Linked DNA regions of Mus musculus: region 1 is linked to region 2. A link is a contact called in ENCODE POLR2A ChIA-PET data. All regions are on one chromosome and are shown on one strand. Each heading gives the region's core, a stretch centred on a gene start or an enhancer-like site at or near the end of the contact. The rest is flanking DNA. Distances are from core to core; before and after follow the strand shown. Region 1 holds the start of Ddr1 (discoidin domain receptor family, member 1). Region 2 has its middle 7.9 kb from the start of Ier3.

Region 1 (3,081 bases), core at 133-2,632, 110 kb before region 2:
TTAAGGACCGTTCATGAATTTCCGTGTCATGCTTGTATAGGGGCCGCATTAGTCTTCTCTGTATCTTTCCAATTTTAGTATATGTGTTGCCGAAGCCAGCACCACTCCACACAGATCTTGACATCTTCTGTGTGTGCGTTTGATTTCTTTGTGTTGCTTTGGGGCGGGGAGAAGGACTGGTTAGTTGCTTGGGTTTTGTTGTCTCACTGTGTAGCCCTGGCTAGCCTGGAACTCAGAGAGATTCTCCTGCCTCTGCCACTCGAGTGCTGGAACTAAAGACCTGTACTCCTAACAGCAAGATAGTTGGTTGGGGTTTTTGTTTGTTTGTTTTGTTTTGTTTGAGACAAGGTCTCAAGTTCAACTACGATGCCAAGGAAGGCTGACCTTCAGTTCTTTATCACCAGAGGCTAATTACAGGTGTGTGCCACAAACCCCGAGGTAATCTATAAAGTCAGATCTCACCATTTAGCGAATACTAAACGGCAGACACAAGCTCCTATAATCAGAAGACAAAGTGAGCCACACGCAGGCCCTGAGGTACAGGATCCTCAGAGAACGGAGCCACCCACCCCCAAACATCCAGAGTGACTGAGCCAGAGGGAAGCCAAGAGCAGGCAGGAACAGGTGGGACTCAGGTGGGAAGAACAGCAAGAAAAACAAGGACCATCTCTCCCTGTTCTCAAGCATTCTACTGTGTGTGACCTGTCCCTACAGTGAGTGCCACACGAGTCTGGACACACCTCCATCCTTCTCAGCCACTCAGTTGTAGGCCAGCCGGGCGGTGGCTGGGAGAGGGGGTGCTGAAAAGAATTGCCTGGCCAGAAAGGGAGCCTGGGAGCGTTGCTCATTGGGCGGTGACCTCGTCTCTTGGCACAACCCGGCAACCACGGAGCGTGGCTGGTCTGGTAGGTTGGGCGTCAGGCTGGCTCCCTCTGGCCTGGGCAGCTTAACCGAGCATGTCCGTAAGCATGGCACCGGAGGTTGAGGGGTAGGCACCGATAGGATGACTCAGTGGGCTACATATGCGCGCACCTGTCCTCTTGGAGTTAGGTTCTCCCCTCACCCAAGAAAAGAGAGGTCCTCGCTCTCTTTTCGGAATAGTTTCTCGGAAAGTCAGGACCCTCTGCTTTGGATGGAGAGTCAAAATCCCGGGGCAGCAAACATAACTGGGGTTCCCCAACCCGCTCCCCTTGCCTCTTGCTCGTCCCCGCCTCAGTCCCTACCTCTCATGGCTCTCCGGGGCGGACCCGGGCGTCAGGCCCCGGCTTGGGGCCTCCTCGGCGGCGGGGCGCGGGAGGGGAGCGCAGGCGCCGGCGGGGCTCGGGTGTCGGGAGGCGGCTCCCGCGAGCAGCTGTCGGGGGCCTGTTCCGGGGAGAGGAGCCAGCGCGGGGCCGGATCGCGCCCAGGCGCCGCCTCCCCGCGCCCGTCCCCCGCCGGTACTCCCGCCCCGGCGCCCGCGCTCCCACGCCCGGCGCCGCCCCTCGCTCCTCTCCTAGTGCGGTACCCGCCCTGCAAGTGCTCCCCAGCGCGTAGCCTCCACTAGGTGATCCGCACGCCCATCCCCCGCCACCCCGATGCTGGGGTACAGCAGCACCATCAGGGGCCCGCTAAGCCCCCTAGGGACCCCGCGCGGTGGCTCGGGGGTGGGGAGAGTTGGCGCCGTCCCTCCTCCCCTTTTTCTGGGCTCGGTTCCTGGAGAGAGGGAGAGAAGCACGGAGAAGCGGCCCCAGGGCACGCAGGAAGGAACGGGTTCCCACAGGCCCAGCACCGGAGCGAGAGCTGCAGCCCGGCTGGGGGAAGGGAGCCGGGCTCACCTGTCTAGCCAGACCCTCTAGGTTCACACTCCACCCCATTTGTCACCATTTGGCACACACCCCTCCTCCGGATCCCAACCTAAATCACTCCCCCCATCCCCGCGCGCCCCAAGTCTGAGAGCCGGTCACACTCTTTTAGTCTCAACTTTTTTCTGTTCCCTTCTTCCAGAACCTCTCCCCAGCTTGGCAGCTCCCTCCTGTCTTCTCAGGATCCCTGAGATTCAAACCCCCAAGCTCCGGATCCCCCTGGGATCCCTGCTTCATCCAGGCTAACTCTGCAGTCTTTCTCAGGCAAGCCTCCCTCAGTCCCAGTCAGTCAGCTCGGTCCCTGGTGGAAGCCGCAGAGTCTGGCTTCTGGCAAGGAGAAGGGCAAAATGGAGCCAAGACGAGGTGGGGGTGGGGGAGGAAGATAGATAGGCGCCCTGAAAAATAAAGACACTGCCCAAAGCACAGGAACGCATGACCCAGGGATACAAGGAGACAATGAACGGAGAGAGCTGCTGAGCCATGGACCGGAGAGATAGAGGCAGGGAGGACAACAGAGCTAGTGTGGGAGTGTGGGAGGTGTTCCGTCCCATTCAGCACCACCTGTCATTCCTACCTCTCTCCAACGCCACCCCCCCCCCCATACCTGCCAAGTCCCCGGATAATGTCAGGTCACAGTAAAGTCTCCGGTCTCACCACCCGGTTACAAACACATCCCAACTGACTCAAAACTCACACCCAAAAAGCATTTCCAAAGAGTCTCAAGAAAGACACGAAGTCCAAACAAACCAAGACAAGTACACACAAAAAACCTACCAGGAAGATAAGCTGCCCCTAGGGAGAAGCCAAGGCAGGCTGGGTCTCCAGTTTACAAACCCAGGGACGTTCCAGCTGCTGAAGGACCTGCTAATGGCTCCCATGGCCACTGGGAGAACTGCCTACGACCTTTTCACCTAGACCTTAGGGGACACCCACCCCGACTCCCCAAATCACCTACCCCTCTGCAGACAGCGATTGGAAATCTGGGTCCTGCAGAGACTGGGCGGGGTGTGGAGCTTGGCTGGGGGTGGGGCCAAGGTTTCCCAGTAACCTCACCTGCGCTGGCGGCAGCCCCTCCTCCCAGGAGGGCCGCTCTGGGGAAGCCCGGGACAGGACTAGCAATGCTTCAGCCCCTCACGCCCGTGACTCACACTGCCCAGTGAAGGGCCCATGGGAGGTAGAATCTTGAAGCCTTGGCCCCTTTATCACTCTCCCAGGAAAAATTCCTAGTCGGTGATGCCCA
Region 2 (3,163 bases), core at 8-2,507:
TGGCTCCTTTGTTTATGCCTTAGGACTGACCATATGCTTTGTATGTACCTAGAATGATATAAAAGCAGTCTGGAAAAGAATAAACCCACTTCACCTTCAGCCCTGGCTGGAGTCATGTTCTAGTGTTGCCTTTTTGGTCTTTAATCCTCACTCACTCCCTCAAGACCATGTTGACTGACTGAACTGGCTTGGTCAGCCCGGGGAACCCCAGGCCCTGCCTACTTTGACTTTGCACGGTTATAGCTGTAGGCATCTTTATTCACCCATCAGGGATAACTTGGGGGGCAAGGTCACAGCATCACTTGGGTCTACTTGGAGATCCTCACGTTCCTGAGGGTCAACCAGGCCTTGGGGCCAGCGTTTAGCATGACAGTACAAACAAAAGAGCAAACCTCAATGCCTTAATGCTCCTTATCCTCTTCCACATCCAGAGGGCTGAGATTATAGGTTTGCACCACAGTGTCTATTTTTCCGCTGTGAGGGATCAGACCTCAGGCCTCAAGCATACTCAGCAAGCCCTCCAGCCACTAAGCCACATCTTCATCCTCACCTCACCTCATCAGTTCAAGAACTGAACCCAGGCCGTGCCGGTGAAAGTCCCAAGTGCCAGACTTTAGCACCAGGGGCACCTGGCTTTTGGAAGGTTCTTTGTGACCCAGCACCGCCCTCATTTCCTGAAAGTCCTTGGTTCTGAATACCAAATGCATTAGATAGGTTGGTCTCAGCTGAGATGCAGCAGCTCCAAAGGTGGCTCAGCTGCCCAGGAATGTGGGAGTCCCTGCTTTCTGAACTGGGGAATGTAGCTATACAACCACTCCTACATTCTGGGGGGCAGTAGCACTTGATCTATCCTCGATCTCCAGCAGACAGGAGCAACTCCAAATGAGAGCCATTCAGGGAAGGAGCTCAGTGGTGAGAAGAAACACGTGTCATCTCACATTCCCTTCGGTGCTGAGTGGGATTTCTAACTCCTTGATTGTCTGATGCGGGGGGAATGTCTGCAGTGGGCCAGAACTACTTAGGAGCCAGAATGACGGCAGCTTAAGGCCCAGACACTCTAGGGAATCTATGAGACAGTGGAGACAAAACCTGAAGGGAAAGCAAAGCTCTAGTCTGCCCGGTCCAGCTTCCTCTTTCATGAGGTCATGTCAAAGCCATACTGGGGAGGCAGAGTGCCAGGGACTGAGTGAGGTTGTTTTTTCCCTAACTTGGTTCTGAGTCACATGGCATCTCCTCTTCCCAGAATACCACCGCAGGGCTCACCCTTGGCAGCAGATCAAGCCAGTCCTAACACGCGATCCCTAATGGCATCTGGCCAGCCCTCAACTTGAGCATTCTAGCTGAGAGGCTTCTCTGGGAGGGGACATTCCCTCCCAACCTTTAAAGAAAAGGCCCTGTGGTACTGCTCTCGAGGGGGAGGGAGGCACAGCAGACTTTCGGGGACCTATAAAAAAACCCGCTTCTGAATCATGGGGCTTCAGAAGTGCAAGTCCAACGGAGGGCCTGTAATCTAAGGCCTTCAACTGTATAGATCAGTCATCGGTAAATACAGGGTACCACAAAAGGCATGACAAAGAGACACCTTTACCCACTCTACCTTTCCCCCGATTTGATCTTGTGTAAAAAGGGTGGGGTGGGCAGTGGTTCAGTTGGTAGAGTGCTCGTCTAGCATACAGGAAGTCCTCGGTTCAGTCATACCCTCCAGTTGCTAACACTGAAGTAATGACTGGAGCTGCAGGCCGACTCCCATATGATCAAGGTAGAGTGCTTGCCTAGCACACAGAGGCCCTGTGTTCAGTGTCTAGTACCCAGTAAATTGCGACTAATCCCAGCAGTTCAAGGTCCTTCTCAGCTACTTAGAGAGTTCAAGGCCATGGTGAGTTTCATGAGTCTGCCTCTCTCTCTAGAGACAGAGGTCTCTCTGTCTCACTCTCTGTCTCTCTGTCTCTGTGTGTGTGTGTGTGTGTGTGTGTGTGTGTGTGTGTGTGTGTAGGCATTCATGCCACAGTCTGTGAATGGAAATCAGAGGACAGCTTGTGGGAGTTGGCCTTCTCCTCCTGCTGTGTGGATCCTGGGCATAGAGCTTAAGGTATTTTAGGCTCTTTAGGCTTGATGGCAGGCATCTTTGCCACAAGAGCCATCTCAACAGCCAGAGACATTATCTAAAACAAACAAACAAACAAACAAACAAAAAACAGGCAGTGCCTTTAATCCTAACACTTGGGAGGCAGAGGCAGGCGGATTTCTGAGTTCGAGGCCAGCCTGGACTACAAAGTGAGTTCCAGGACAGCCAGGGCTACACAGATACACAGAAAAACCCTGTCTCAAAAAACCAAAAAAAAAAAAAAAAAAAAAAAAAAAAGAAAGAAAGAAAAATGAAAAAAGTTCTAGACCTTGGAAAATTGGAAACAGCGTCCTACAAGATGAACAAGTCAGCCTTCATAGAATTACAATCTGGCAAGAAGGAAACCGAAGCCAAAGAGAAGCCCTATTCTCTGCTTCCTGAAATCTAGTCTAGGAAGCCTGCGTTGGTGCAGCTGGACAAAGCTGGGCTGAGCCAGACCGAGCTGCATTACAGGGCAGGTAGACCTGTTACTGCTGCAGCTTGTCCAGCTGCTCCAGGCACATTTGCCCTGCTTTTGCGTCATAGGAAAATTGCCAGAAGCTGGTGGAAGCTAAACAATCGACTTCAGGGGTCATTGATTAACTGCCTAAGACATACCTCCGTGTTCTACTCCTATCAATGGAGGCCTCTGGCTAGATTTGTTCCAGCTAAACCGTGTGTCAGCCAAGAGCAAGGGTGAGTGTGTAAAATTCACTTGCATTGGCCAAAGAGGAAGTAGGAACACAGAAATCTCTCCTTTCTCCATGATGAACAAAGAACTGCAAAAGCTGCCTGAGAGAGCCCGGGAAGGAAATGGAAAAGAAACTGCAGATTGCAGCTCCTGTAATCTTACTGTTAGGGGCCTGCTCTCCTGCTGGGACCATCTTTACTTCAATGAAACTCCTGTCCACAGACTCATAGTAATGGCTCCTACCCAAGTAACATGGACTGCAGGCCAGGAAGTGTCTTAAGTATTTGTTTATTTATTTATTTAATTATTAATTATTCTGGCTCTTTTTTTGAAGGGGGACATGTTCATTATCCTCCTTCCTCAGTTCT

The links. ChIA-PET counts read pairs that join two places held with the same protein, here RNA polymerase II (POLR2A).
Region 1: POLR2A ChIA-PET joins it to region 2 with 20 read pairs in Patski. The contact joins the promoter of Ddr1 here to the enhancer-like site in region 2. POLR2A ChIA-PET finds 5 or more read pairs at or near these places in 2 of 5 experiments (Patski and embryonic stem cell).

Annotation. Positions count from the first base shown.
Region 1 is chr17:35,699,208-35,702,288 of GRCm38, forward strand. Ddr1 (discoidin domain receptor family, member 1) reads right to left here and starts at 1,383. Exons shown (of 18, transcript NM_001198833.1): 1 at 1,224-1,383. It overlaps LOC115488883 (a small nuclear RNA gene), which reads right to left and starts at 102; the gene lies at 1-102.
Region 2 is chr17:35,812,184-35,815,346 of GRCm38, forward strand. No RefSeq gene overlaps it. Among named protein-coding and RNA genes, the nearest start is that of Ier3, 7.9 kb to the right of the region's middle. Within about 2 kb of position 1,258, at least 2 of the 3 ENCODE cell types and tissues checked have a DNase peak (open chromatin) inside an H3K27ac peak, as active enhancers do.